Linked DNA regions of Homo sapiens: region 1 is linked to region 2. Evidence: read pairs that join two places in POLR2A ChIA-PET (ENCODE). Cell type or tissue: Panc1. All regions are shown on one strand. Each heading gives the region's core, and the rest is flanking DNA. Links, peaks and the distances in the headings are about the cores only. Region 1 holds the start of LOC100288123 (a long non-coding RNA gene). Region 2 holds the start of MEX3D (mex-3 RNA binding family member D).

Region 1 (15,297 bases), core at 3,782-6,281, 250 kb after region 2:
ACACAGTCAGGGCCCGGCCAGGCCCACTCCACAGCCCCCGGGGCACTGACCACCTGCATCTACCGAGCCCTACTAGGGAGTGAGGACTGAGGACAGGAGGCCTCAGCCTCTTGGTGGAGCTGGAAGCAGACCAGGCCCCGGCAGTCGTGTGGCAGCCAGGACGCCCAGGCCTGGATCCAGGGAGACCAGTGCCCTCTGCAGAGGCCTCTTGGCAGCGCTGCCCCGGGCAGCACCCTCCAGGTATCCCTGAGGCGATGGCTTTAGGGGCCGCCACAGGGCTGTGCAAGGCTGGCCATGTGCCCTGAGCGTGGCTGCGTGGTTGCCTGGGGGATTGAATAGAACCACCAGGCCAAGGGTGGGACAAGCCCCTCCGCTCCTGGGGCCAGCAACCTCCACATTTCCATGGACCAAGGGCACAGGAAGGCAGGGACACAGGGCCTTTCAGGTGGTGGCATTTGAACCTTGTCATGGGAAAGCTCTTGTCTTACTTTTGCATAAAGAACAGGTGGAGAGAAAATGAGGCCAAGGGCTAGCCCCGGCTCTGCCAAAGACGGTGCAGCCCAGGGACCCTGAGTGGGATGGAGGGCCTGGGTAAAGCCTTACCCCAGTTCTGGGGGCCTCAAGGGAGGGCCCAGGTTCCGGGGGCCATGGGTGGGAAGGGGAAGGACCCGGGTAAGGCCTTACCCCGGTTCCGGCGCAGCCGTCCCCAGTGGTAATAACACTCCTCGTCCCGGATGCAGCGGCCTGAAGAGGACACGAGGTACTCGGTGCCACAGCGGCAGCAGGTCCTGCAGGAAGCTGTGGGTGGGGACCCAGGTGGAAGCTGAGGCTCACGCTGGGGCCCGCATGCCCGGCCTTGCCCACATCCCGCACCTGCCCACCTAGGCCGTCGCAGGCCAGCGACTCACAGTCCTTGGGCCTCTTCTCCTCAGCTGTGAAGATGATTGCGCCCCCGGGCCGCTCTGGGTGCGGGAAGGGGTAGCCGTTCTCCTTGAGCTGGTCCTGGGTGAGCAGGTACTCCCTGAGGCGGCTGTACAGGGCAGCCCCTGTGGACAGGCACAGTGGTCAGCCCCTGCCTGGGATGGCCCACGGGGCGGTAGACACCACCGGGAAAGGCGGCTGGGCCGGCAGGGGCCCACGAAGCACCGTGTGGCACAGCAGGGGCTGGGCCGGCAGAGGCCCACGAAGCACCGTGTGGCAGAGCAGGGGCAGGGCCTTACCTTTCAGGTCCTCCACCCGGGGGCTGCTTGGACGGCTGAGCGAGAAGCTGGTCTTGGCGGCCAACCTGCCCCCCAACACCACCTCGTGGGACACAACCCTGCGGCCACTGGTTTCTGGAAGGAAGGGAGGGAGGGGAGGAGGGTGTGAAGTAGCTGGCTCAGACCCCTGCCCCGCCTGCTCTCCCACCCACCCTGCCCTCCTCAGACCTCTGCCTCAACTCCCCCTTTCTGGGACAGCACCCCACTGACCCCGGGTTCCAGCCTGACCCGAACAGGAGAGGCAGACATGCGGTGAGCCAGGGACGCAGGGCAGCCGCCAGCTCTGCAGGCCCCAGAGCTGCACGGAGGCCCCACACCCAAAGTCTTCGTCCCCTCCCCTCAAGCGAAGGGGGAAGGGCGGGGAGAACAGCACGGGGGATCTAATGGCTTTCGAGGGCTTTGAGCCTTCATGGGCCACCCAGCCTGCGACGCCAACCCAGGGCCCCTCCGAGTGCTAATGCAGGCGGGGACGGGGGCAGGGGCCGGTGATAGCTTAATGCAGCCTGGAGAGGCTGCAATGAAACGCCCAGGTCTCCGCTTTCTTCCTCCCCAGAGCTTAATGCATGGAGCTCGCCCAGCCCTGGGCCTCCTGCTTTGAAGAAGCTGCCGCAGCTCCATTAGCAGGCGGCCCCTCGGCTCGGCTTGGAGACCCCACTCAGCGGAGGAAGGCGGCTGACAGCGAGGACACCAGGGCCAGGTCCGTCCTACACAGAAGCCTGGGAACCAGGCAGCAGGCAGCCCCCCCACAGCACCGCGCTTTCCTTTTGTCTGAGACTGTGGCTGAGCTCAGGGCTGTGAAGGTCCCAGCGAGGGTCCCAGCCCAGCTGCCACCCCAAGAGCAACCCTGAGCCTCCCCCGCCCACCCGCCAGGACTCACTGCTGAGGCCGGGCACAGCGCTGGGGGCCAGGCCCCTGAGCTTCTTGAGGGTGTTCACGGCCACATTCAGGTAGATGTTCTTGCTGGGGCTGCGGTCATAGGCCACCTTCTCCTCGTTCAGTGCCTGGGGGACAGGCGGTGCCCAGCTGAGGCCATGCCTGCCTGGTGCCGGGGAGCCCCAGCGGTGGGGTCGCCATGGGGTCGGGGACTTGCATCTCTCCCAGGCAGCTCCGGGTCACAGCTGCGGCTGAGAGGCCGGGGGATGTCTGGGGACCACCCTGGACCCCTAGTCCCCACCCGACCGGCCAGATAGGAACTCCAGGACCTCACCTTCTCTATGGCCTCCTGGTTGGAGGTACAGAACTTGAGACACTCCTCGATGAACAGGTTGAGATAGCGCTGGCGGATGACGGTGGGGACTTTGCCCCCAAACTCTTTGGGGATAATGGGTTTCTTTAAACTCTAGAGGGAAGGCAAAAGCTGCCATGGGTGAGGGCCTCCACAAGGCCTCCAGCGGGGAACGCAGACGCGATGAGGCCGTGCCCATGGCTGGAGGCAAGAGTGAGGTGCGCTGGGACAGATCAGCCTGGCTGCAGTAGGGACAGACACGCCAAGGCAAGACAGGAGCAGCAGGGGAAACTGAGGGCAGCGGAACTAAGGTCATGGGAAACTGAGGCCATGGGGGCACAAGGGAACTTGCTGTACTTTCTGCTCAATTTTCCTAGAAACCTAAAGTTGCTCAAAAAACATAAAGTCTATTAATTAAAAACAAAACAAGGCCAAGCGTGGTGGCTCACGCCTATAATCCCAGCACTTTGGGAGGCTGAGGCAGGAGGATCACTTGAGGACAAGAGTTCAAGATCAGCCTGGACAACGTGGCAAAACCCTGTCTCTACAAAATAAAAAACAAAATTATTAGCTGGGGTGTGATGACACCGGCTTGTGGTCCCAGCTACTCAGGAGGCTGAGGTGGAAGGATCACTTGAGCCCAGGAGGTCGAGGTTGCAGTGAGCCATGATTGCGCCCCTGCACTCTAGCCTGGGCAACAGAGACCCTGTCTCTAAACAAAAAAAAAAAACACCAACCAACCAAAAAAACAAAACAAGACAAAACAAAAAAACACCGCCAGGGCGGTCGGGCATGGTGGCTCACGCCTGTAATCCCAGCACTTTGGGAGGCCGAGGCGGGTGGATCACGAGGTCAGAAGATCGAGACCATCCTGGCTAACATGGTGAAACCCCGTTTCTACTAAAAATACAAAAACAGCCAGGCGTGGTGGCGGGCGCCTGTAGTCCCAGCTACTCAGGAGGCTGAGGCCAGAGAATGGCGTGAACCCAGGAAGCAGAGCTTGCAGTGAGCCAAGATCGTGCCACTGCACTCCAGCCTGGGCGACAGAGCGAGACTCCATCTCAAAAAAAAAAAAAAAACACCAAGGCATGGGGAGGGAAGGTGAAGGCTGTACTGCGGTGTGGAGCACGAAGGCCCGCAGGGCAGGGGCGAGGCTGGCCCTCCGCAGGTCCCATGTGGCCGGGCCTCAGGGCGTGGTCTTGGGGGTGGTGGTCCTGGCCGAGATGGGAGGGGCTACCTGTAAGGATGGACTGTGGGCGATTCGCTTAGGGATGATGGTGGTGGTAGTCTTGGACGCCATCCCCGACAATGTGCGTGTTTTCAGCTGCTGGCCACCTGGCTCAGGGCCGTTGGAGGACTGGCTGCCGCTGGCCGCAAGGGTCCTCTTGGCACCTGTGGGGGCTGGCGGGGCACAGGGGGTGTGGGCACAGGGCGAGTGGCTGCCCATCACCACGTGGCGGAGCACCAGGCAGCCGCGGCCGCTCAGCGCCAGCAGCACGTGCATCTCCGCGTGCAGGGGGCCGGGCCAGGGTGAGGGGCTGGGGCTGCGCAATGGCATCAGGCTCTAGCTGCCTTCAGGCAAGTCCATCGAGGCAGAGGACACAGGTCAGGCTGCGGAGGCCGCTGAGGACACGTCACCGGTGGGGTGGTCCAGGCCTCTGCCACGTGTTCTGACCCCAAGCCCAAGGCGTCGATGTCTGAGGGAAAGGCCCTGGCTCCCGGACAGAGGACCGAAGGGTCTCGGGTGCCCCCACCTGCTCATTGGCTTTGCCCTGCCCTGCGGCCTCTGTGTTCTGCCTTGCCCTTTGATGAAGTCACAAACCAGAGGGAGGAGGCCAGGCCTGCAGGGGCTGCTTCGGAGGGCTGGCCACGCGGGCAGCTGCAACCTGGGCATGTACGTCTGTGTGGCAGGGGGGCTTCTGGACTGGGGGCTCGGCACCGACCCAGGAAGGGGAGCTGTGAGCAGGGACATCTGGCCCTAGTCTCAGAGCAACATCCCTCGAAATGCCATCTGGCCCTGGAAGGTGCAAGGGAGGCAGGATGAGTCTGCTCATGCTACCGCGGGCCGCCCAGCAAGGAAGCAGGCTGCCCGCCAGGCTGGCACGCGCCTCTTGCAGTGGAGGGTTTGCTCTTCAGGAACGGACAGAGAACCTCCAGACTCCCTCGGCTGCACGCTGGGGGCGAGCCCAGGCAGCCACAGGAGTCCTCCAAGCCAGATGAGCCCGCCCTGCGGCACTGCCAGCACTTGGGACGCCAGACTCCCTTCAGGCGGCGGGCCCCAAGGGCACTGCGACAGCTCAGCACCCACCACAGATCAGCAACAGGACAACCCGAGCGCGGAGACACAGACGGGAAGCGTGTGGGGTCCTGGGATAGGCCCAACTCAATGATTTCCCCTCCCTGGGGCTAAGGTCTCAGCCGTGAGGGGGCTCTGGGGAGGGGAGGTCAGAGTAGCCTGGAGAGCTCTCCCTAAGGAGGGCCGTGGGATCCATGGGATCTGCAGGGGAATCGCCGGGGCTGGCCCTAAGGCTCTCCAGCCAGCGCCAGGGAGGCAGGGGCTCCAAACCAGCAGGCTGCTCAGGGTGGTCCTCGGACAGCAGCCATGCCCTCCCAGGGAGCTTGCCAGACACACAGACCTTTCCCAGCCTCCAGACCAGAACCTGCATTTTTTAGGAGCTTTCTGGGGGACCCTCATCTGTGACCTGCCTCCAGGGATACTTTCTCGCTCTACAGACACCACTGATGTGAAGACGCAGGAGACAGGACAACCCCCCGTGAAGGGTCCTGTCCACCCACCACTGAGGCCTGGCCCGACTTTCTACAAGACCCTGCTGGGGGGGAAGTGCCCCTCGGAGTAAAGGAAATACAGCCCCACTCCTGGGAAGACAGCACTCATTTCCATCAGAGGCCACGCCCCCCACTCACACGCCAGGAGAAAGCCACACCTGCAGAAGCCTGCTCCCCACCCAATGCCAGGTACCCCGACATGGCTCCCCATTCCCTGGAACCACAGGCTCAGGCCCTGGTTCAGCCCAGTCCCCAGCAGGCTGTTGGACTCCTAGTAACCCCGGAGCTGGGTCAGGGAAGGAAGGTGCTGGGCCAGGCCTCCTGCACCCCTCAACAGTCCCCATTTCACAGACAGGCAGGCTGAGGGCCCCAGGGAGGGGGCCCAAAGTCATCCCATGAGCAAGCACCATGTGGTTCAGGTGAGCTCAGAGACCTCAGGGTGCCACCTCTCCTGCCCACATGCCCACGGCCCCCCGGCACAGGCCCCCTGGGCCAGGACTCACCTGCAGCCAGGCGGGGGTTGGGGATGTGGGCGATCCTCCTCTTCTCGCCAGGGGCGGAAATGTGGACGGAGGGCGACTTCTCTGCCAGCCTGGCGGGGGCCTGCAGCAAGCTCGCCGATGCCCTCTGCGCCTGCTGGGCCCGCAGGTAGCACACCTCCTGCGCCGTCGGGGGCCGGGCCGGGGGCACCGCGGGACCCCTCCTCGGGGGCTCCACCTGCGTCACCACAAATGCTAAGGCCTGGCAGCACAGCGGGGGCACCTGGAGCAGGCGACCCCGGGCAGGCTTGGGAGAGGGTGGCTGGAGCTCGGGGGCCGGAGGCACCACCTCCCTGGCTGCCTTCTGAGCTGCTGGGCACACTGGGGGGAAGCAGCAGGGGGCAGTGGTCCTCAATGCCATGTGGCTCCAGGCTCCCCCACTCCCAGTGTCTCCCGGTGCCCAGGCTATGTCCTCAGCCCTGATAAGGCACGGGTGGGCGGGACTACCCCGATTACACTGGCACTCCAATCCAATCCCACTACGCCTAATCTTCCTCAAAGCCCCTCCTCTGGGGAGGCTCTGGGACTGGAGCAACTGGGACTCTCCTGGCTGCTGACCCCGGAGCCAGGCTCTCTGCTTGTCCTGCACTACCTCGCCACGTCTGCACAGGGGCCTGACAAGCGCTACTGTCTCCGGGCTACAGAGGACACTGGAGCTCAGAGCTGGACAACCGGCCCAGGCCCAGGCCGCACACGGCGCAGCAGGCCGTCTGCCGCACTCTGGGGGAGGTCACCCTGGGGCTGCTGACCTGCTCTGTCCCTCGCCCCAGCACCGTGGCAATCTAACAGGAAGGGGCAGGGCCAGCTCCCTCTGGAACTCGGGCAGCGTCAAAGATAAGGTGTCTTCAAAAAGCTCATGGAAAACGTGCGTTGTGACGAAACTTGCATGGCTTTCAAGTTTTTTTGCCCCAAAATAAACTGATACTAACTTGTCATAACATGTCTGAACCAGACGGAGTTTGAGGCACTAAAAAAAAGTAAGACATCAGTTAGAACAGAGCCCCAGTCAGAGCAACAGGAGTTCTGCTAAAATTGAAGCAAATGTTAAGCATCAAATTTATGGTAAAACTTGGGTGGAAGAACGAATGGGGAAATCACTGATGCTTTACAAAAAGCGTCACAGATTTACAGGAACAATGTCCCAAAGAAATCAGAAGTTTATGAATGGATAACTCATTTTATGTATTTATCTTTTTGAGACAGAGTCTTGCCTTGTCGCCCAGGCTGGAGCGCAATGGCACGATCTTGGCTCATTGAATCCTCCACCTCCCGGGTTCAAGCAATTCTCCTGCCTCAGCCTCCCGAGTAGCTGGGATTACAGGTGCGTGCCACCGCGCCCAGCTAATATTTTGTATCTTTAGTAGAGACGGGGTTTCACCATGTTGGCCAGGCTGGTCTCGAACTCCTGACCTCGTGATCTGCCCACCTCTGGGCGCAGTGCCTCATGCTTGTAATCCCAGCATTTTGGGAGGCCGAGGTAGGCAGATCACGAGACCAGTCTGGCCAACATGGTGAAACCCCGTCTCTACTAAAGATACAAAAATTAGCCTGGTGTGGTGGTGGGCACCTGTAATCCCAGGTACTCGGGAGGCTGAAGCAGGAAAATCACTTAAGCCCGGGAGGCGGAAGTTGCAGTGAGCAGAGATCGTGCCACTGCACTCCAGCCTGGGTAACAGAGCGAGACTCCGTCTCAAAAAAAAAAAAAAAAAAAAAAACAACCAAAAAACAAACAAACAGAAAACAGAGGGATGAAGCTGGGAGCAGTGGCTCACGCCTGTAATCCCAACGCTGGGAAGCCGAGGCAGGAGGATCACTTGAGGTCAGGAGTTGGAAGACCAGCCTGGGTGACAAAGCAAGACCCCCTTTTTTTATAATTTTTTTTTTTTGAGACAGAGTCTTGCTCTATCACCCAGGCTGGAGTGCAGTGGTGCAATCTTGGCTCACTGTAACCTCTGCCTCCTGAGTTCAAGCGATTCTCCTGCCTCAGCCTCTCTAGTAGCTGGTATTACAGGCACCCATCACCATGCCCAGCTAATTTTTGTATTTTTAGTACAGATGGGGTTTTGCCATGCTGGCCAGGCTGGTCTCGAACTCCTGGCCTCAGGTGATCCACCCGCCTTGGCCTCCCAAAGTGCTGGGATTACAGGCGTGAGCCACCAAACCAGGCCAACCTCGTCTTTAAAAAAAAAAAAAAAAAAGGCTCCTGCTGGCCTGGCCTCTGCGGACCTTACCTCCTGGCCTTGCTTGGAAAGGTGGGAGATCCTCCTCTTCTGCCCGGGGAACAGAGTGGTCAGACCCGAAAGCCCCTTCTCCTCACTCTTCTCTTCCTTGGGGGGCTAAGACACATGTCCGTCCGTCAGCACAGGTCTGCCCTCGCTGCCAACACCAACACACCCCAACCTCAAACTGCCCCCGGCAAGTGGGGAATGGAACAGTCCAGCCCCCAGGCACAGCAGCTGAGGGCTCAGGGCCAACAGTCCCTGGGCTTTGTGTGGGTGCAGTCGGAGGGGTGGGCAGGTGTCACACGTTCTGCAGATGCCCAAGGCTACCTCTCCTGGGCACCCAGGGCCCCAGCTTGGAGACCCCAGGGCTGCAGAATGAAAGCACACTGGGAAAGCGAGGCCACCTTGGGCCGAACCAGCTGCTGCGGGCTGAGCACTTGGGCTCAGTCTGTGTGGAGTGAGCTCCCCCTGGTGGCCAATTTGGGGACACGGGGCCAGGAGACCCAGGGGTCCAGGGCTGGCCCAGGAGAGCAAGAGCTCGCCACGCTGGGAGTAGGGAGGAGGGAGGGGAGGAGAAAGGAGCCGGAGGGGATGAGGAGGAGGCAAGGAGAGGAGACAGAGGAGCTGGAAGAGAAGAGACAGAGATGGGGGAAGGGAGGAGGGGAGAAGAGAGGGGGAAGGGAGGAAAGGGGAGGCGAGGGGAGAGGGGCTAGAAGGGTGTGCCGGAGGTGGATTCCCCTGAGGTGGGTGGGTGGGCCAATATCCCCCTGCCAGTCAGTGGGAACAGACCGTGTGCACGTGGCCACAGAAGCCTGGCTGGTGGCCACGGGCCAGTGACCTCTGGGTGGGTGAGGGGCAACAGGAGCAACAGGGCTGCCCGGGTGCTCCTGAGCTCCTGAGATTTCAACGGGCTCAGGGACCAGCACTGAGGAGCTGCCTCCACCCCGTGCCTCCGAGCCAACTGGAAACCACTCCAGATAGAAGGTCTCTCACCAGGCCCTCGGCTCTGCCTCTGCCCGAGCCCAGCCCCAGCACCCGCGCGCCTCACCTGCCGGGCCAGCCGGCCTCTGTCCTCCGTCTTGACGCTGGTGGACTCGTTGAAGATCCGCAGGCACTCCTCCATGGGGTCGGAGTCAAAGTCCACCTCCTTCTCCAGGGCCGAGTAGTCCACATCCGCCCCCGCGCTGGAGGTGGAGGAGGAGGAGGAGGAGGAGGAGGATGGGGCGGGGGAGGGGGGCGGGGAGGCCTTGAGCCGCTTGGGCGGCCCCTGCGCCTCCGGGAAGCCCAGGCTGGAGTCTGAGTCGGAGTCTGAGTCCGAGCTGAGGCTGGGGAGGGCAGAGGGCCACACGCTCGGCACCCCTGGCCCTGCGGCCTCGTCCTCACTCTCGTCCCCAAAGAGGTCGGCGTGGCTCAGGGCCCGCTTCTTCAGCTTGGGGGCGTCCTGGGAGGCGCCCTCGTCTAGTGAGCGGGCTTTCCGCTCCACTAGCTTCCCCGACGGGGCCTTGGTGCTCTTCCTGTCGGGCAGCTGGAGGGGGCGGGGTGGGCCTCTGCCGGCCGCCGGTCGGGAGTCCCCGCTTGTGGGGCTCGGCCGCCGCGCTGGCCGGTCAGGCCTCCCTTTCCCTGAGGTGGCCACAGGAGTGGCCGAAGATGGCTTCTTCTTGGTCCCTTCCGGCCGCTCTGCCTTGCGCCGGGGGCTGCTGGCCTGCGGGCCCTTCTTGTCCGCACGGGGCTTCTCCACAGGCCGCCCTCGGCCCTTGTCCTTGGTCTTGTCCTTCCCCTGGGCCCCGTCTTTGCAGCTGGGGGCAGGTGGGGCCCCGGTTTTTTTCTTCTTGGGTTTTCCCTCCTTGGGGCAGCCCCCATCCTGTGAGGACTGGACCTGGGCTGGGGAGGCGGGCTTGGCTGGGGGCGGCTGGAGGTCCCCCACGTCGCACTGCACGGCCGTCTCCTTGGTCTCCCGCAGGCCGCCCCCCTCGGCCTCCAGGCCCTCTTTGGAGGGTGGCTGCCCGGTGGCCTTGATCTCAGGGTCGGCCCTGGCTTTGGGGGTGCTGGCCGTGGTGGGCTCGTTACCTGGGACCGTGGCGGCCTCATCTTCTGAGTCTGAGAACCTTGCATCGCAACTGCCAAAGGGGTCACAGAGCTTCTTGGGAGCAGGTGTGTAGGGCTCACTGCCGCGGGAGCCCCGGGGCCGCTTGGCGGCCCGCTCATCCCGGGAGCTGGCCCTGCTGAGGTGCCGGGCCGAGTAGTTGGAGAGAGGGTCATACTCCAGGTCTGTGGGTGGCCTGGAGTTGTCCACCACGTACTTGCCACTGGGAACGGGGCGGCTGTGCCGCCGGGGCTGGCTCACAGCCTTGGGGACGTATTCCAGGGCACCGCCACCCCCTCCACCTCTGCCCTGACCCCTGTCCAGGGACGCCAGCGAGTACTTGCTGCCCGGCTCGGCAGGGGCGGCCAGTGGGGTGGGCTGGTAGCCGGCATCAGGGCTTAATAGGCCGTGGCTGCCGGGGCTGTAGTCGAAGGCCAGTGGGAAGGCATCCTCGTCCGGGCCCACAGTGGGGCTGGCGTTGGGGCCGCGGGGCGCCAGGGCGGGGGCCTCGGCGGAGCGGTGCTCACGGGTCGTCTCCAGCAGCTCCCGGTAGCGCCGCTGCTCCAGCTCCACCTCACTGCGCACGGCCTCGATGGCCTGGTTGACCAGCTCCAACTCCAGCACATCCGGGCGCGGCTCCTCCCCCAGGCCCAGGGTGCCATTCTCCCTCTGCGCGGGGGGCTTGGGCAGCTCAGGGTTGTAGGGGTCGTAACCCAGCCCTGAAGGGAACAGAGAGCACAGCTGTGACCAGCCTGCCGGAGAGGAGCCCGCAGCATGGGGGCGGCCCCGGTCTCAAACTGCAGGGAAGGGAAGAGACCTGCCTCCGAAACCCACCACGCACTGGCGCCCGCCAAGGCTCTGGGGTGCCCAGCTGGGTACAGGCCATGGCGCCATCTCAGGCCCTGTGCCGGGCCCCGCCTTGCCCTGACCAATGGGCGCTGGATGGGCCTGGGCTGCGTGACACACAGCTCCCTGGGTACTGGAGGCTCCCTCACACGGCTCATGAAATGCGCACAATGACCATGGTGGGGTGGACACTCGACAGGCTGGAACTCCCCGGGGCAGGCGGGTGTGGAGCTCCCAGCATTCAGGGTGCCGGGCTGAGGCAGGACTGGGCTGGGCCGACAACCACAGCCTGACGGTGGACACAGGAGAGCCCTTCCTCAGCCAACACGGCCCCACCCAGCCAGCAGTGTGCCCGCGGTGTGGCGGAGGTGTGCCAGCAGTGTGCCAGCGGTGGTGTGGTGGCGGTGTGCCTGCGGTGATGTGGCTGAGCAGGGCCGGGGGATGGGGACATGCCCAGTTGATGGGCCACCCTGCAAAATCCACAGGAAGATTTTTTTTTTTTGAGACAGTCTCTCTGCTGCCCAAGCTGGAGTATAGTGGTGCGATCTTGGCTCACCGCAGCCTCTATCTCCCGAGTTCAAGCAAACCTCCTGCCTCAGCCCCCCAAGTAGCTGGGATTACAGGCGTGCGCCATCACACCCAGCTAATTTTTGTATTTTTAGTAGAGATGGGGTTTCACCATGTTGGCCAGTCTCGAACTCCTGACCTCAAGTGATCCACTGCACCTGGCCTACTTTAAATTAATTTTTTAATTTCAAAACTTTTTGTAGCTGGGCGCGGTGGCGCACGCCTGTAATCCCAACATTTTGGGAGGCCAAGGCGGGCGGATCACCTGAGGTCGGGAGTTCAAGACCAGCCAGACCGACATGGAGAAACCCCGTCTCTACTAAAAATACAAAATTAGCCGGGCGTGGTGGCGCATGCCTGTAATCCCAGCTACTCAGGAGGCTGAGGCAGGAGAATCGCTTGAACCTGGGAGGCAGAGGTTTCGGTGAGCCGAGATCACACCATTGCACTCCAGCCTGCGCGACAAGAGTGAAACCCCGTCTCAACAAAAAAAAATTTGTAGAGGTGGAGTCTCACCATATTGGCCAGGCTGGCTTTGAACTCGTAGACTCAAGCAATCCTCCCACCTCAGCCTCCAAGATAGCTGGGACTATAGCCCAAGCTGCTGTGCCTGGCTTAAAGCACACGGCTGAAATGTCTTCCCGGGGGGCAGCTGGGAACATGAGACTCGCATGTTATTTACGTGGTTCCAGAACATAGTGTAGCAGACCCTCACAACCTCAATGCCACCAACGTCAGCACAGAAGTCAGAACCACAGAAGCCTCCCGTGGGGACAGGCCGAAGGAGTCTAAAGAAAACATGAGCAAGTGGAGCCCAGTATTCCAGCGAAGCAATAAAAACCAAGTTCAAATATTTACTCCAGAAACTTGGAAGTTGACCATTAGAAATTCTACTGAGCACGGCCAGGCACAGTGGCTCACGCCGATCATCTCAGCACTTTGGGAGGCTGAGGCGGGAGGATACTGCTTGAGCTCAGGAGTTTAAGACCAGCCTGGATGACACAGATCCCATCTCTTAAAAAAATACTTAAAAATAAGCTGAGCATGGTGATGCACACCTGTGCTCCTAGCTATGTGGGAGGCTAAAGTGGGAGAATCACTTGAGCCCAGGGGCTTGAGGCTGCAGCGAGCCAGGATTGTGCCTCTGCACTCTGGCCTGGACAACAAAACAAGACCCCAGCTCTTAAAAAAATAAAATAAAGTTCCACTGAATGTAATTCCGTAACATCTCTAAAGGTCTCTAAAGGTCAACAGGTCTGATCCTCTGGAGTTGGCAGGAAATGGCGCCAAAGACGTCTGCGTCCTAATTCCTGGAACCTGTAGATGGTATATCCCCTTAGATGGCAAATGGGGCTCTAGATGGGGTGAAATCTCCCTTGCCCGTCACTGAGGGGGCCATGGACAGGCCGAGATCTTGCAGAGCAGTTTCGCAACCATCCCATGCAGCTTCAACACCACCACCTTCAGACTCGGAATCCTCAGAACCCGTGCCACAGACAGACCGCACAGGGCAGGTACAGATGCGTCTGGTGCAGCCTTCACTGCAAAAACACAACAATAAATAACGCAGGAGATGACCTAGAAGCCGAAACGCAGGTCACCTGTGGTTAAGGGGGAGGCGTGCGCCCTGGAGGGACCTCCAAGTCACACTGCTATGGGGAAGAAGAGGGGCAAGGAATGTTGCACACTCTCACCTTTGAAAAGCAGCTCCACAAACCCAGTGAGATCAGATTCCAACAAAGGCGCACGGGCCCACACCAAGCCCGCAGTCCCATGGGGTACAGCAAATGCAATCTGGCCTTCATTTATGCTGCACCCAACACCAACTGCCCAAGAGGGACGTGAATGCTGACACACATCCCCGACAGGCTGATAAGGAGCTGTGACACCATGTAGCAAAAGGCAACAGCCCCATGGGAACCTGCCCGCACCAAGACGCCACTTGGCTCTGACTTGATTCTGACTGAACGTGCAGCTTGTCTGAAGGTCGGGCCTCAGGTGTGTTTCTTCCACTCAGAAAACCTGCCTGCCCTTCGGCCCACCTGGAGATCGACCCCCACAGCGTGCTAAGACTTCCGTGCAGAGAAATGGCTGGACGCAGCCAAGGGGAGGCAGGCACAAGACCTCCCACTGTGGGCGACGCAGAGAACAGCAACAGAACTGGAGGCTTCCCCTATGGCCCCCACCCACACCCCCTCAAGCCCCAGCAGGCATAAGAAAGAAATGGCTGGTTTCGGCCGGTTGTGGTGGCTCACACCTGTAATCCCAGCACTTTGGGAGGCTGAGGCGGGCGGATCACCTGAGGTCAGGAGTTCGAGACCAGCCTGACCAACAAGGAAAAACCCCATCTCTACTAAAAATACAAAAAAATTACCCAGCCGTGGTGACCCATGCCTGTAATCCCAGCTACTCGGGAGGCTGAGGCAAGAGAATCGCTTGAACCTGGGAGGCGGAAGTTGCAGTGAGCCAAGATTGAGCCATTGCACTCTATCCTGGGCAACAAGAGCAAAACTCCATCTCAAAAAAAAAAAAAAAAAAAAAAGAAAGAAAAAGAAAAAGAAAAAAAGAAATGGCTGGTTTCCCAAGCTGCTCCCCCGAGACACACCCACCAGCAGAACAAAAGCCTCCCCAGGTAAGTCCCCATCCTAATCCCTGGGACCTGTGGCCAGGCCACCTCACTCAGCCAATAGACTGCAGGTGCGACTTGAACAAAGGACCCTGAGGGTGGGTGAACATCTTGCATTATCCGGGAACCCAGTGTCCTCACAGGGTCCTTTAAAGAGGGAGGCAGGAGGGTGAGAGTCAGAGAGACTGGAAAAGGCTGTGCTGTGGGTTTGAAGGGGAGGAAGGCGCCCTGAGCCGAGGGATGCAGGTGCCTCCAGATGCTGGGAAAGGCGGGCACTGACTCTCCCCGGAAGCCTTCGGGAGGCCCAGTCCTGCCCACAGCTTGACTTGAGCCCAGCGAGGCTGACTTTGGACTTCCCAGCCCAGCGCTGAGAGAGAGTGTGCTGCTTTAAGGCCCACGGGGACGAATGCAGCCTCACCGGGTGATGAAAGTGCAGTGGAAAACAGCTGCCCGCTGCCTGTACCTGCGAAGGCGGAAGGCCCCTCCTGTTCCCGGGAACCCTGCAGGGACAGCGGGAGGCCGGGACCCGGAGGCTGCAGAGGAGGTGGGAGGAGGCCTGGTCACGGGCAGCTGCCGCCTTTCCCTTGAAATCACAGCAGTGTTGTGCCCATCTTTAAAATTACATTTAGGGACCAGGCACGGTGGCTCACGCCTGTCATCCCAGCACGGTGGCTCACGCCTGTCATCCCAGGCACGGTGGCTCACGCCTGTCATCCCAGCACTTTGGGAGACCAAGGCGGGCAGATCACCAGCTCAGGAGTTCAAGACCATCCTGGCCAACATGGTGAAACCCCATCTCTACTAAAAATACAAAATTAGCCAGGCATGGGGGCGTGCACCTGTAATCCCAGCTACTGAGGAGGCTGAGGCAGGAGAATCGCTTGAACCCAGGAGGCAGAGGTTGCAGTGAGCCAAGATCACACCACTACACTCCAGCCTGGCGACAGAGCAAGACTCTGTCTCAAAAAAAAAAAAAAAAAAAAAAATTACACTTAGTGCCAGGCTCAGTGGCTCACGCCTGTAATCCCAGCACTTTGGAAGGCCAAGATGAGCAGACTGCTTGAGTTCAAGACCAGCCTAGGCAACACGGCGAGACCCCGTCTCTACAAAAAAATACAAAAAATGAGCTGGGTGTGATGGTTG
Region 2 (15,297 bases), core at 5,041-7,540:
CTTGAACCCGGGAGGCAGAGCTTGCAGTGAGCCGAGATTGCACCACTGCACTCCAGCCTGGGCGACAGAGTGAGACTCCGCCTCAAAAGAAAAGAAAAGAAAAGAAAATTAGCTGGGTGTGTTGGTGCGCACCTGTGGTCCCAGCTACTTGGGAGGCAGAGGTGGGAGGATCGTCTGAGCCCAGGAGGTTGAGGCTGCAGTGAGCTACAATCACACCACTGCACTCAGGACAGAGCAACAGAACCAGACCCTGTCTCAAAAACAACAAAACAAAACAACAACAACAAGAAACCGCTAGGCGTGGTGACTCACACCTGTAATCCCAGCACTTTGGGAGGTGGAGGCAGGCGGATGACCTGAGGTCAGGAGTTCGAGACCGGCCTGGCCAACATGGCGAAACCCCGTCTCTACTAAAAATACAAAAATGAGCCTGGCGTGGTGGTGGCAGATACCTGTAATCCCAGCTACTCGGGAGGCTGAGGTGAAAGAACTGCTTGAACCTGGGAGGTGGAGGCTGCAGTGAGCCGAGACTGAGCCACTGTACTCCAGCCTGGGCGACAAGAGCAAGACCCTGTCTCAAAATGAAAAGAAAAAAACCTCTCGGGGAATGAAGGGAACATGTACACTGTACTAACGCCAGAACTCTCAGTTGGGTCTGCAGTGTGGAGGTTTCCTAGCAGAGCCTTTCTTCCTAGGGCTCTGCAGTGTATGGACAGGAAAACCATGGCATGGTCCCCACCAACACCCCAGCACTGTCCCCAGCTGTCGGGAAAACCTGGGGCCTGCGGGGATGGGAGGAGAAGAGGAGCCTCTGGGGCTGCAGCCAGGAACAAGGGACAGGAGGGGAGACAGTGAGCCAGGGGTCGCCCCCAGCTGAGGGGAACAACCTAAAATCACTAGCCTTAGCCTGTGCCGACAGCAGAGAGAGCGAGCCCTGAGCAGCTTCCAGTCCAGGCCCTGCCTTCAACATCACTCACTCATTCATTCATTCATTAGCCACAGAACACCTTCTGTGTACAGGCCCTGGCAAGACACTGAAGACCCAACCATGACCAAGCACCTGCCCTGGTTCCTGTCCCTGGGAACATGCAGGGGGAGAGGCTGCCACGGAGCACAGATTCACCCAGGGTGCCTGGCAAGCGGGGTGAGAAAGGAGGGTACATGTTGGGGTCTCAGCAGGAGCAGGGCCGGAGGTCCCCTAGAGCACCTTTGCTGGCCGGCTGGAGGGAGACGCCTGTGCTTTTGGGTCTCCACTTTGCCTGTCTCCCAGACAGGGCTGCCTCCCCTCACCCCCAGCCCTCAAGCTTTGGAATCTGAAATTTTCTTTGCTGACCCACCAGAGAAACTGGGTTTGAATCCCAGCCCATGATTTTTGTTTTGTTTTGGAGACAGGGTCTTGCTTTGTTGCCTAGACTGGAGAGCGGTGACAAGATCATAGCTCACTGCAGCCTCGACCGCCCAGGCTCAAGTAATCCTCCTGCCTCAGCCTCCAGAGTAGCTGGGGCTGCAGGAGTGTGCCACCATGCCTAATTTTTGTATTTTTTTTTTTGTAGAGACAGGGTTTCGCCATGTTGGCCGGGCTGGTCTCGATTCCTAGGCTCGAGGGATCCTCCTGCCTCAGCCTCTCTGAGTGCTGCTATCCCCTCAGTTTTTACCTATTCTTTACCTCTTGCAGCCTCTGCCTCCCCATCTGTGACCTGGGAGCTGCAGGACCTTTCCTGGGGCACATTATGGGCCTCAGTGAGATGGGGCAGGTCAAGTCTGGCATAGGCTTAGCACACAGTAGACCCTCAATAAAGATCTAGCCAATGGCCAGGCGCAGTGGCTCACACCTGTAGTCCCAGCACTCTGGGAGGCTGAGGTGGGTGGATCACCTGAGGTCAGGAGTGTGAGACCAGCCTGGCCAACATGGCGAAACCCCGTCTCTACTGAAAATACAAAAACCAGCTGGGCATAGTGGCACGTGCCTGTAATCCCACATACTAGGGGGGCTGAGGCAGGAGGATCGCTTGAACCTGGGAGGTGGAGCTTGCAGTGAACCGGGATCGTGCCATTGCACTCCAGCCTGGGCAACAGAGCGAGACTCCATCCCAAAAAAAAAAAAAAAAAAAGATATAGCAAATGAATGAACTGGAGCCTCCAGCAGATGGGTGGGAACTCAGAGGGTTTGAATGACCACAGTCTGCCCAGAAAGCACTCGGACCCCCTCTAGGATCAAGAGAACTGAAGCTCAGAGAACAGCACGTAGCTACTGGGGAGAGGGCTGGTGCCAGGCCTGTGTGACTCTTGTCTAGGTGGGGAGGCCGGACAGGTGCACCCTTCCTGGCCTCCAGGGAAGGGGTAACCTTGGAGCTTGGGTTTGACAGAGAAGCATGAGAAGTTCAGAGAGCCCCAGGGTGGAGAGGAAGGTGAGTAAAGGGGCAGGGCCGGGGCACAAAGGACATTGAAAGGTATGCTTGAGAACGGGGTGGGTGGGAGAAGCTGGGAGCCACAGATGGTTCTACAGTGTGGAAGAAGTACAGACTACCGAAGCTGTGGAAGACGTAAGGACTACTGAAGCTGCCAACCTGTCCTGGCATCCACAGTTGCATCCCTGGCAACGCGCACTCCACTTATGGGGTGGCCACTGTGTGTGACCTGGAGCTGGGATTAAAACCAGCAACTTGGGTCCAGGCATAGTGGCTCACACCTGTAGGAACCCCAGCACTTTGGGTGGCTGAGGATCGCTTGAGGCCAGGAGTTCAAGACCAGCCTGAGCAACAGAGCAAGACCCTGTCTCTACAAGAAAAACTTTATAATAAAAACAAATAAATAAAACTGGCCGTGCGCAGTGGCTCACGCCTGTAATCTCAGCACTTTGGGAGGTGGAGGTGGGCGGATCACTTGAGGTCGGGAGTTCGAGACCAGCCTGGACAACATGGTGAAACCCCGTCTCTACTAAAAATACAAAAATCAGCTGAGCGTGGTGGCTCACACTTGTAATCCCAGCTACTCAGGAGGCTGAGGCAGGAGAACTGCTTGAAACCAGAAGGCGGAGTTTGCAGTGAGCCCAGATCACGTCACTGCACTCCAGCCTGGGCGACAGAGCGAAACTCCGTCTCATAAATAAATAAATAAAACCAGCATCTTGCCCCAGAATCCTCTACCCTAATGGAGGTGAGACGTCCGCACATCACAGAGAGGGGCCGTCATCTGCGCAGGGCCACGGCGGCCTGCAGGACAAGCAATCAGGGCCCACTCTACCCCCGACCCCCACTGTACCCCAGGGCCTGCCTTGCTGACGGCCACCAGCAAGAGCCCAGTAAGTGGGTGCAGAACGCACAGGCCAGAGGTGGGGGCTGAGCCTGGTGCCCACAGACTCCATTTCCCATGGACCTGCCCCTAGAGAATTCCCACCCTGAGGCCACAGGTCTAGAAGCTCTCAGCCTGACGCTGATTCCTGCCAGCTCCCCATGTGGCCATAGCCTCGCTCAAAGGCCCTTGGGTGCCAGGACAAGCGCGTTCACAAAGAACACAGCCACAGCCTCCACCACCTGGAGGCTCAGGCTCGTGCCTTTGGTCACTTGGTCCCCAGGCCTCGGCTTGGACGCCTGTCTCCACAGGCTCCCAGACACTCCGCACAGGGCAGCTGTCCCGTTCTAGGCCCTGGGTATGGGACATGGAGGCCGGGTGGAAGGCCTCAATGGGGAGGCAGTAACAGGATGGTAGGGCGCCCTCCTGCCAGGGGGTCCCACCAAGGGCAGCCAGCAGGACTGAGACAGAACCCAGTCCCTCCCCACCCACCACTCCAGAGCATGCTTCCTGGGGCCAGCACCATGCCTGACCCTCCGTGGGTCCCCACATGAGCTGGACAAATGAACGACCAAAAGACAGGAGGCTGTGGTGCCCCACCCACCTGGACCGAGGGAAAGGGCGGAGGGGAGGGCGCCCTGGTGGTCCCCCGCCTGAGGCCAGGGCCATAGATGACCTTGCAATCCCAGCCCCCCACACCTTTCTCTGGCCTGGATTCCCGAGGGCCCCGGGGAGGCAGGGACCCCCAGCCCAAGTGTCCTGCGGCCCCACCACCAGCCCCGCCAAGGCCCCACCCCAAGTTCTAGAACCTGGCTGATCACTGGCGGTCAGCGGGGACCCAGGAGCGGGGAGGGGTGGCGGGAAGGCAGGAGAAAGTTGAGGGAGGCAGGCGGGCGGGTGGCTAACGGGGTGGTGGGTGTGAGCTGGGCCAGGCACTGCCCACCACCCGCCCGCCCGCCCCGCAGCTCGGGGGCCAATGAGCAGCGGCCGGCCTGATGTCACCCTGCAAATCTCAGCCTCGCTCTCTAACAAAGAGAACAATGGGGCGGCCAGAGGGAAGCTCCGACGATGCCACCGCTGGACCCCACACCCGGGGCCTGCCGCCCGCCGGCCTGCCCAGCAGGCTGCACCCCAGAAGTGGCTTTGACAGCCGGTCCTTCCCCAGGCCCCGAAATCCCTGACTCGGGGCCAGAGAGTGGAGCAGGGACCCTCTCCTGCCCGGTCCCGTCCCCACCCCAGTCAGGGCCCCAGGCTGGAGACTGAGACGTGCGCTCTTTGTACTGTCAGCCTTCTCTCCCGGTCCTGCAGGCGGCCCCCCTAAGCCACCCCTAAACCTGCGCTTGCCCCGCCCCGCCGCCTGTGCTGGGTGTGGGGCGCCCCCCGCCCGGCCGGAGCCCCGGGCCCTCGAGCCCCTCTCTGGGGTGCCCCTGCGGGCGGCCGAGGGCCTGGGCTGCGGCGCGGCTCCCCGGAGCCTTTCCGGGCTGGAGGCGGCCCAGACAAAGGCGGCGGCGGGGCCGGAGCGCGCAGGGGAGGAGCGCGGGCTGCGCCCAACTTTCTCCCGCGGCGGCTGCAGGACAAAGGCGCAAAGGCAGCGGCCGAGGCCGGAGCCCACGCGGGGCGTGTCCGGTGCGGGGCGTCCGGCGCGGGCTGGGCTGGGCTCGGGCGACCCCCTTCCCCGGGGCGGACGGTGCGGGGACCCCCAGGACAGCAACCCCCGACGAGGGCCACTCACCCTGGCGACCCACGATCTCGGCGACGTGCTCGGAGCTGGGCACCGGGACGCACTCGGTCATGTTGACGCTTTTCTTGCGGCTGCCGATCACGCTCATCTGGTCGGCCAGCAGCGTCGGGGGCCCCAGGGCCGCGGGGTGGGGCGCGAAGCCCGCGAACACGTCGGGGGGCGACGGCCGGGGCGGCGGCGGCGGCGGGGGACTCGCGTTGGGGTCCAGCAGCGGCAGCGACCCGGGGGCCACGGCGGGGGCCAGGGTCGGGGGCGCGCCGGCCTCAGGTCCGTCGGGGGGCACAGGCTCCGGAGCCGCCCCGCCGTCCGCGCCCCCCGCCGCCGCTGCGCCGTCCCCGGCCGCCCCCTCCTCGTCCGTGTCGCCAGCGCCCCCCAGCCCGAGCGCCGACAGCTGGTCCAGCGCCAGGCGGAGCGCGGCGGCCGCGTCGTCGGGTTCGGGCGGCGGCCGGGGCGCGGGCGCGGCCTCCTGGGCGCCCTCGGGCGGGGGCGCAGGTCCGGGTCCGGGGTCCTCCCCCGCCGCCCCCACGCCGCCGCCGCCGCCGCCCCCGCCCCCGCCGCCGTCGGGCTGGCCGAGCGAGCTGGGCATGGCGGGAGCTAGCGCTGGGGCCCGCGCTCCTGCCGCCCGCGCCGCCGCCGCCGCCCGCGCCGCCCTCCGCCTCTGCGAGCTGGGCCGCCGGCCGCCTGCATCCAGCGGCGGGGGCGGGCACGGGGGGCCGGGCGGGCGGGGCGGCGGCGGCGCGGGGCTGCTCGGGGCCGGGCCGGGCCGGGCCGGGCGGCGGCAGCGACTCTGGCTGCGGCTCGGCGGCGGCGGCGACGGCGGCGGCGGCTCCTCGGCGGCCGAGGCGGCGGCGGCGGCGCGGGACGCTCCTTCCCTCCCGCCGCCTCCCGCGGCCCCGCCCCGGCCCCGCCCCCGCGACGTCACGCCGCGGCCCAACAATGGGCGGCCCCCAGGGCGCAGGCGCGCGGGGCGGGGCCGGGGCGGGGCCGGCGCCGGGCACGTGGTCCAGGCCCCGCCTCCGCCCGGCGCTCGGGCGGGAACCCGGGCGCATCCGCACGTGCGGGCGCTGCTGCAGGTGTGTGCGGCTCAGCCCCTGCCTGGACAGCGCTCCCTCCCCAAGCCTGAGAGTCCCTGCCTCGCGCGCCCCAGGGCCCGAGGTCCCGCTCCCCAATTTCCCCTAGAGATCCGGGTCGCCCCCAAGCGAGGTCTCTTGCTCCACGCCCGCTTCCTTGTGCCAGGGACCCCCACCTCCCTGCATAAAGGCGTGGGGTCCTCTCCAAGTCCCCCTCGCGATCCCACTGGACTTCGAAGTCAGGCTCCTGCCCGCCCACCGCCTCTGTGCCAGGGTCCAACCCCCGCCCCACGGTGCACCCCCCAGGGCCTGGGGTCCCAGTCCCCAAGTACCCCTTGCTATCAGGTGGGCTTTAGGGTCAGGCCCCTGCCCCACCCCCAGCCTCTGTGCCAGGGACAGCTCCACAATCATGCACACCCCAGGGCCTGAGGTCCCTCTCCCCTAGTCTCTCCTAGCTCCCCTCTGGCTGGCTCCCGGCTTTGGGATCAGGCCACCTCCTCCACGCCACCTCCTCCGCCCCACCCAAGGCCACAGACCCGGTCTCTGTGCCCCCAGCCAGAGACCTCTCTACCACAGTGGTGCTTCCATGGCGAGGGCAGGCTCACACCAGCCAGAACCCTCCATGTGGAGCCCCACCCTCTTCTGGGGTGCCTTTCCCCGCAACGGGCGTTGTCCACCTCTAAAGCCACCCTTGCCGGGCGCGGTGGCTCATGCCTGTCATCCCAGCAGTTTGGGAGGCCGAGGCGGGTGGATCACGAGGTCAGGAGTTAGAGACCAGCCTGGCCAACATGGTGAAACCCCCGACTCTACTAAAAATACAAAAATTAGCCAGGCGTGGTGGCGCGCACCTGTAATCCCAGCTACTCAGGAAGCTGAGGCAGGATAATTGCTTGAACCCTGGAGGTGGTGGTTGCAGTGAGTCGAGATTGCACCACTGCACTCCAGCCTGGTTGACAGAGCAAGACTCCTCTCAAAAAAAAAAAAAAAAAAAAAAAATAGCCGCTTTCCCAGCGGCTCTTCCTCCAGCTGTCCTTCGGGGCCTTCCTTGCACCTGTGGGGTTTTTTGTGATAAACCTGTCTGGCTGGGTCTACCTGCCCCCCTCTTCTACCAGACCTGTCCCTGGCTGGCTGTGCAAACTTGGACCGAAGGCAGGGCTCTCTGGGCAGGAGTGGGGCAGCCTGCCCCTTTGCCTAGCAAGGCTTCTCCTCTGTCCCCTCCCCCCGCCTCACACACCCTGGGTCCCCCTCAGCCACTCTTCTAGTCCCTCAGCCACAGCCACCCACTGCTGGGCCCTTCACTTTTGGTGGCTTCTCTGCCCACTTCTTCCAGGCAGGCAGGGTCAGGATCCCCCTGCCTGGAGCCCTTCCCCACCCAAAATCTCTCTCCTGACCCCAGGCTGCATCCAGCCCCACTTCCCCTCCTGGGGTCCTGGACTTCTCTTTCGTGCACGCCCATGCTTGGAATTGTTTTTCTATCTCTCTTTCTTTCTCTCTTTCTTTTTTTCTCTTTCTTTCCTTTTTTTCTTTCTTTCTTCCTTTCTTTCTTTTCTTTTTCTTTCTTTCTCTTTCCTTTCTTTCTCTTTTTTCTTTTCCTTTTCTTTCTTTCCTTTTTTTCTTTCTCTTCCTTTTCTTTTTTCTGTCTTTCTTTCCTTCTTTCTTTTCTTTCTTCTCCTTCCTTCCTTGCTTCCTTCCTTTTCTTTCATCCTTTATTTCGTTCTTCATTTCTTCTTTTCTCTCCCTTCCTTCCTTCCTTCCTTCTTTCTTTCTTTTTTTTTTTTTAGACGGAGTCTCGCTCTGTCACCCAGGTTGGAGTGCAGTGGTGCAGTCTTGGCTCACTGCAAGCTCCGCCTCTGGGTTCACGCCATTCTCCTGTCTCAGCCTCCCGAGTGGCTGGGACTACAGGTGCCTGACGCCACACCCAGCTAATTTTTTGTATTTTTTGTAGAGACAGGGTTTCACCGTATCAACCAGGATTCTCCCTTCCTTCTCTGCTCCCCTCCCCTCTCCTCTCCTTTCCTTTTCTTTCTTTTTCGGACAGAGTCTTGCTCTGTTGCCCAGGCTGGGGTGCAGTGGCTATTCACAGGTGTGACCCCAGGACAGATCAGCATGAGAGCTTTGACCAGCTCCGTCTCTGACTTGGGTAGGTTCAGCCCTCCTTAGGCAACCTGGTGGTCCTCCCAGTCCAGGGAGGTCATCATATTAATGTAGACGCTGGATCAGCATAGCTCACTACAGCTCAGAACTCCCGAGCTCAAGCAATCCTCCCGCCTCAGCCTCCTGAGTAGCTGGGACCACAGGTGTGCACCACCACACCGGGCTACTTTTTGTATTTGTAGAGACAGGGTCCTTTTTGTTGCCCGGGCTAGTCTTGAACTCCTAACCTCAAGCAATCCTCCTGCCTCAGCCTCCCAAACTGCTGGGACTACAGGTGGGTAACACTATGCCCAGCCACTTGCAATTATTAATGGCATTGTCAGCCGGGCGCCGGGCGCGGTGGCTCACGCCTGTCTTCCCAGCACTTTGGAAGTCCAAGGCAGGTAGATCACCTTAGGTTAGGAGTTCTATATCAACCTGGCCAACACGGTGAAACCCTGTCTCTACTAAAAATATGAAATGAGCCGGGTGTGGTGGCGTGAGCCTGTAGTGCCAGCTGCTTGGGAGGCTGAGGCAGGAGAATCGCTTGAACCCGGGAGGTGGAGGTTGCAGCAAGTTGAGATCACACCACTGCACTCCAGCCTGGGCAACAGAGCAAGACTCTGTCTCAAAAACAAACAAACAAACAAAGAAAAAACCCTGTGTCTAATAAACAAATGAATTTATGAATGAATGAAGCAATGAATATTTAATTCTTTCCCAGTTTTGGAGCCTCAGAGTCAAAACTCAAGGTGTGCGCAGGGCCGCGCCCCCTTCAAAGGCTCTGGGGAGCGTCCTTTCTGCCTCTTCCATCTTCTGGGGGCTCTGGGCCTCATCGCTCATTGTGGCCTCATCGCTCATTGTGGCCTCATCGCTCATTGTGGCCGCATCGCTCTGACCTCGGCCTCTGTCTTCACACACCCATGTCTCCCTGTATGTGTCCTGGTTTCCCTCTTCTCATGGGAACAGGAGTCACGGGATGAGAGTCCACCCCCTCCCGTACAACTTTGGCTTAACTTGTCTGCAGAGACCCTCTTTCCAAACAAGGTCCCATTCAGAAGTTGTGGGGTTGAGGACACAGACATCTTTGTGCGGACATGATTCAACCCATAATATACCTCCTTGGTTGTGACAGCCCAGATGCCCACAAACGTGGCCCCTGGGCCCAGAGTCACCTCAGGTGGGAAGCGCTGGTGTAGGTGGTGGCACTATTGTGGTCACCGTGAAATGTGAAATTCTCTCAGGCCCACTCTGCATCTGATGTTTTTTACTTTTTCTTTTCTTTTCTTTTCTTTTTTTTTTGAGACGGAGTCTAGCTCTGTTGCCCAGGCTGCAGTGCAGTGGCACAATCCCAGCTCACTGCAAGCTCCGCCTCCTGGGTTAAAGCGATTCTCCTGCCTCAGCCTCCTGAGTAGCTGGAACTACAGGCATCCGCCAACAAGTCCAGCTAATTTTTGTATTTTTAGTAGAGACGGGGTTTCACCATGACGGTCAGGCTGGTCTTGAACTCGTGACCTCAGGTGATCCGCCCGCCTTGGCCTCCCAAAGTGCTGGGATTACAGCCATGAGCCACCACGCCCGGCCGCGTCTGACATTTTTTCATGGGAGAATGTTGGAAGAAAATCACATAGGAAGGGAGGCATTTTGACCGGGCAGGGTGGGGGTTATGGGAGACAAGAGGAGCCGTGATCATCGCTGATGAAGCCCAGGGGTGGGCCTGGGGGATCCATTGTCTTGCTTAGGATACAGTTTTTTTTTGTTTGTTTTGTGTTTTTGAGAACGGAGTCTTGCTCTGTCACTCAGGATGGAGTGCAATGGCGCCATCTTGGCTCACTGTAAACTCCGCCTCTCAGGTTCAAGAGATGCTCCTGCCTCAGCCTCCTGAGTAGCTGGGATTACAGGTGCCCACCACGCCTGGCTAATGTTGTATTTTTAGTAGAGAAGGGGTTTCTCCGTGTTGGTCAGGCTAGTCTCAAACTCCCGACCCCAGGTGATCCTCCTGCCTAGGCCTCCCAAAGTGTTGGGATTACAGGCGTTAGCCACCGTGTCTGGCCTATTTATTATTATTATTTTTTTGAAGACAGAATCCCTTCACTCTGTCGCCCAGGCTGGAGTGCAGCGGCGTGATCTCAGCTCACTGCAACCTCTTCCTCCCTGGCTCAAGGGATTCTCCTGCCTCAGCCTCACGACTAGCTGGGACTACAGGCACCTACCACCATGCCCAGCTAATTTTCGTGCTTTCTAGTACGTGTTGGCCACACTGGTCTCAAACTCCTGACCTCAAGTGATCTGTCTGCCTAGGCCCTGCAAAGTGCTAAGATTACAGGCGTGTCCCACCTTGCCCAGCCTGTACAAAAAATTTAAAAATTAGCCGGGTCTGATGGCACACACCTATGGTCCCAGCTACTTGGGAGTCTAAAGTGGGAGGATTGCTTGAGCCCGGGAGGCAGAGGTTGCAGTGAGCTGAGATTACGCCACTGCACTCCAGCCTAGGTGACAGAGTGAAATCCTGCTTCAAAACAAAGAAAAAAAAAAAAAAGGCCAGGTGCAGTGGCTCACGCTTGTAATCCCAGCACTTTGAGGGGCCAAGGTGGGGGCAGATCAGTGGATCACCTGAGGTCAGGAGTTCGAGACTAGCCTGGCCAACATGGCAAAACCCCGTCTCTACTAAAAATACAAAAAATTAGCCGGGCGTGGTGGCACATGCCTGTAATCCCAGCTACTTGGGAGGCTGAGACAGAATTGCCTGAACTGGGGAGGCAGAGATTGCAGTGAGCCAAGATCGCACCATTGCATTCCAGCCTGGCGACAAGAGGGAAACCCCATCTCAAAAAACAAAACAAAACAAAACAAAACTCAGAAAGGAAAAGGAAAATGCACAGGGAGAATCCTGTGATGGAGAAGGAAGGCAGGCAGGACAGCAGAGACAGGAGCATTTTATTGCTTGTAAATTACATCTCAAAAAACCCACTTCACACACGTTAACTGGAAATATCTTCAAATGAACGGCCGTGAGCGTGGTTATTTTGGTAACCAGAGAAGGCTAAAAATTAAAACTGTGAAAATTAAAACTGAGCAGGGAAGGCAGTTTTGTGGTCTCATATTATTTGCCCTCAACAAAATTCTTTTGCCCGTGGCCAACATGGTGAAACCCTGTCTCTACTAAAAGTACAAAGATTAGCTGGGTGTGGTGGCGGGCGCCCGTAATCTCAGCTACTCAGCAGGCTGAGGCTGGAGAATCTATTGAACCCGGGAGGAGGAGGTTGCGGTGAGCCAAGTTTGCACCATTGCACTCCAGCCTGGGCAACAAGAGCGAAACTCCATGCCGAAGAAGAAGAAGAAAAAAAAGTACACAATTCTGGTGAGGCACGGTGGCTCATGCCTGTAATCCCAGCACTTTGGGAGGCCGAGGTGGGGGATCACTTGAGGTCAGGAGTTCGTGACCAGCCTGGCTAACATGGTGAAACCCCGTCTCTACTGGGGGTGGTGGCATATGCCTGTAATCTCAGCTACTTGGGAGGCTGAGGAGGGAGAATGGCGTGAACCCAGGAGGCAGAGCTTGCAGTGAGCAGAGATCACACCATTGCACTCCAGCCTGGGTGACAAGAGTGAGACTCCATCTCAAAAAAAAAACTGTGGAACATTATCATTAACTTTTGTGGGTGCCCTTTAGCCATTTCCCCCAGTCCCCATAATCCCCAGTCACTGGCACCCACGTGTCCCCTTCCTGTCTCTGAATCGGCCTGTCCTGGACATTCACACAAATGGGATTGCACGCCGTGTCGGTGTCTGTGTGTCTCTTGCTGAGGGTGGACTCCTCCAGGGGCATCTGCGCCGTGGCCGGTGTCAGAGCCTGGTTCCTGTTCATGGCCGAGTCCTGCTCCATGGTGTGGCCGGGCCGGGCTGTGTTCGTTCATCCCTGGATGGGCACTTGACTTGTTTACACTTTTTGGACCCCTTGAATCTGGAGCGAGTGTGACAGAATCTCACAGGCAGTGCCCAGCCACCCGCTACCAGAAAGCTGAGTCTTGCTCCGGTATGGCCCTGTCCGAAAGAACGTTCCGGAAGCTGGGGGTGTTTTCCATGGGCACCTCCGGGCTCCTGGAGATTTGCTGTGACAGCCATGAGGGACACACACAGGCGAGGGGCATCCCCGGGGATCTTTGCGGTGGCGAGTGTGTGCGGTGGTCAGAAGGGCTGTCCCTGTCTGCCTGGGTCTGGGGGCTGCAGGGACAGCAAGGCACGGGCCCTGGGTGTGGCAGGAGAGGCATGATGCCCCTTAGCTGGTGTTGCTGAGACTCGGGAGCCCTGTGGTCCGTGTGGCTGGGCCGAGGGCTGGGAGGTGCATCCTCGCCACGGGGGTCCTGAGCCTCTCCTCCCTGGTACCCTCTGTGGCGGCAGCGGTGGGGAGCTTGGTCTGAGGGGAGGCGGGGGACACGTGAGGCTCTTGCTGCTGCTGGCAAGTGCCAGAAGGGCTGCCATGGTGGTTCACACCTGTAATCCCGGCAATTTGGGAAGCTGGGGCGGGCGGATCACCTGAGGTTAGGAGTTCCAGACCAGACTGGCCAACATGGTGAAACCCTGTCTCTATTAAAAATACAAAAATTAGCTGGGCGTGGTGGCTACTCGGGAGGCTGAGGCTTGAACCCAGAAGGTGGAGGTTGCAGTGAGCCCAGATCACGCCACTGCACTCCAGCCTGTGCAACAAGAGCGAAAGAAGAGCGAAACTCTTGTCTAAAAAAAAAAAAAGTCCCAGAAGGTCTTGGGGCTGAGACATGGGCGGGGCTGGGGGCAGCCAAGTGGCCTTTGAGGATGGGGCCAGGCACCGCACAGGGCAGGCTGGTCATGAGGCCCCCACGAAAGATCCCAGCATTGGGAGCTCAGGCTTCCCCGCCCCATGCCAGGTCTGGGTTCTGGGGCTGGAGTGTGGAGCCTCGGTGCGCCCAGGGGGTTCAGCCTGAGGGTCTGAGACTTTTCCAGGGCAGGGAATTTGACGAGGGCCTGAGCACTGGGCTGGCCCCTCAGGTGCCCACGCCTACAACTCACTTCTCACCGGGCACGACCTCTAGCAAAGGCCAGTATTGCCTTGGCCTGTGGGGGTCCCCAAGGTTTCAGGGAGAGAGGAAAGGACCCTCAAGCTTCGTCAACAGCGACAGCCCAGGGCCTGGATGGGCTTCCAGTGGGGAGGGCCCTGTGGCAGGGGTAGGGATCATCACATCTCAGACCAAGGCCAGGACATGGCCAGAACCCCGGGATCAGAGGGACTGATCGGGGTCTGTCAGTGACAGGAAGCTGGGCTGCGACAGAGAGGGAGAGACAGCAAGAGACAGAGACAGAGACCGAGGGAGAGAGACAGGAGAGAGAGCAAGAAACAAAGAGGGACAGAGAGGGAGACGGCGCAAGAGAGAGACAAGAGGGAGAGATAGAGACAGGGATAGACAGAGACAGAGAGAGACCAAGGGAGACAGGGACACAGTGGGAGATGGGAAGAGGGAAACAGAGTGTCTCTGAGTGCCGGGCAGATGAGGGGAGGGTGGCCTCCCAGCCTTCAGGTCCAGAAAGCAGCTTCCAGTGGCCATGGCTAGTGAGCTGAAGTCCAGGGTCCCGGGGCACAGCTCCCCTCCCTGCAGCGGCTGTGCAGGACCTGAGGACCTGGGGGGCCCTCCCTGCCAGGCAGCCCCTCCTGCTTCCCTTCCTTTGGAAGGAGCGGTGCTGGGTCTGAGCCCCAGCCCATCTTCCTCACCGGGGCAGCAGGGCCAAGACCCACGATCCCTAGGCTGAGCCAGCGGCACCTCAGGGGGCACGGCCCTTGCCCACAGATGCCCAGGCCGGCCTGGTCTTCTCTGAATACCCCTAAGCCTGACTCTTGGGTTGTGAATGTCCGCGAGGTTGGGGGACCTGCTGGCCCTGTCCCCACACCGCTTTCAGCCTTTCATCACCCAACCAAAGACAGAAGCTCAAACGTGGGCACCAAAGTCTAGCGGACGCACCGAACTCCAGGCTCCAAGCACATCCACCCATGGTGGCTTTATTCAGTCACGTCCCCACGCCCACGGCTCCCTCCACCAGGCAGACAGAGGGGAGGCCACCCCACTGCAAAGGGTCCCAGCCAGTGGGCACCAACCTCAGGAAGACGTGGTCCCCACCTGGAGCTTCCCTCGGCTGCCCTGGCCCTTGAGCCCGTCCTGAGGATTTGTGCTTTGACTCTGACAGGGAGCAGCAGGAAGCTGCCAGCCCACTGCCTCCATGCGGGTCCTTGGAGGGCAGACGGTGGAGCGGCGCTTCCTCAGCTCCCGCGGTCAGGCCCCATCAGGGATGGTCACAGTCCAGCCACAGGGGCGACTCTGCCCATCAGTCCCCCTGGGGCAGCGACCAGATCCTGGCTGGGGCAGCACCGGGACAGGCCCTCTCTATGGGCCTAAGGTCAATGCAGGTGGGGGCTCGCTGGGCCCAGGCCAATGAACCCACCCGTAGGAGCCCTCACTGGGCAGCAGGGCCAGGAGGGCACCAGGGACTGGCCGCAGAGTCCACTCGGGGCAGGCGTCTGTGGCTTGGAACCTGCCCTCGCCAAGGCACTGGGGGGTTAAGGAGCAGATCCCTCAGACGGCCTTGGGCCAGAAGCTCCCTGGAGAGCTGGGCACCTCGAGGAGCGTCTGGGAGCCTCACCCTGTCCCAGTGGCTCCTGGCACCCCTGGGAGCGTCAGCACCACCCCAAAGCTGGGTGCCTGTGTCGCCACTAAACAGAAGGGAAACCGAGGCAGGGGGGCCGGCTGGCAGTGGAGCATTCTGGCAGCGCCGGGCGACCAAGTCCCGACTGGCAGCGGCTGGAGTTTGGTTTTCAGAAGCGAAGGCTGGCGTTGGCACACAGGGAAGGCTGCCCGATGACGTGCCTCGACTGTGTTACATTTACTGAAGGAGAGCGGCCTCCTGGGCATGCCACTCAGGCACGGTGAGGCTCTGTGGCACCACCAGCCGCATGGCAGGGCAGAGAGTGGCGCCGTCCTGCATGCCCCCCACAGCAGACCAGAGTCCCGTCCTCACGCTGCACAGTGGGTGATGTGA

The links. ChIA-PET counts read pairs that join two places held together with the same protein. Peaks named below come from ENCODE experiments on the same cell type or tissue, not always from the same donor. Only the 100,000 strongest peaks of a DNase experiment are listed, where the experiment ranks them.
Region 1: POLR2A ChIA-PET joins it to region 2 with 6 read pairs; 2 of 35 experiments call an interaction of 5 or more read pairs at or near these places.

Annotation. Positions count from the first base shown.
Region 1 is chr19:1,817,798-1,833,094 of GRCh38, forward strand. It overlaps REXO1 (RNA exonuclease 1 homolog), which reads right to left. Exons shown (of 16, transcript NM_020695.4): 2 at 9,081-10,834; 3 at 8,042-8,146; 4 at 5,775-5,988; 5 at 3,722-3,885; 6 at 2,467-2,598; 7 at 2,137-2,260; 8 at 1,221-1,334; 9 at 909-1,046; 10 at 685-798. LOC100288123 (a long non-coding RNA gene) reads left to right here and starts at 4,292. Exons shown (of 4, transcript NR_152847.1): 1 at 4,292-4,895; 2 at 5,218-5,460; 3 at 5,826-5,919; 4 at 6,312-6,748. RefSeq lists silencers at 9,411-9,546, 13,310-13,510 and an enhancer at 10,672-11,172. In Panc1, for the core only: no CTCF peak of the experiment used is centred there; no DNase peak of the experiment used is centred there.
Region 2 is chr19:1,562,441-1,577,737 of GRCh38, forward strand. MEX3D (mex-3 RNA binding family member D) reads right to left here and starts at 5,885. Exons shown (of 2, transcript NM_203304.4): 1 at 5,024-5,885. The coding sequence starts at 5,618. MBD3 (methyl-CpG binding domain protein 3) reads right to left here. Exons shown (of 7, transcript NM_001281453.2): 7 at 11,156-15,297. It also overlaps the pseudogene RN7SL477P. RefSeq lists silencers at 5,885-6,074, 6,115-6,164. In Panc1, for the core only: no CTCF peak of the experiment used is centred there; no DNase peak of the experiment used is centred there; H3K4me3 peaks cover 428 bases.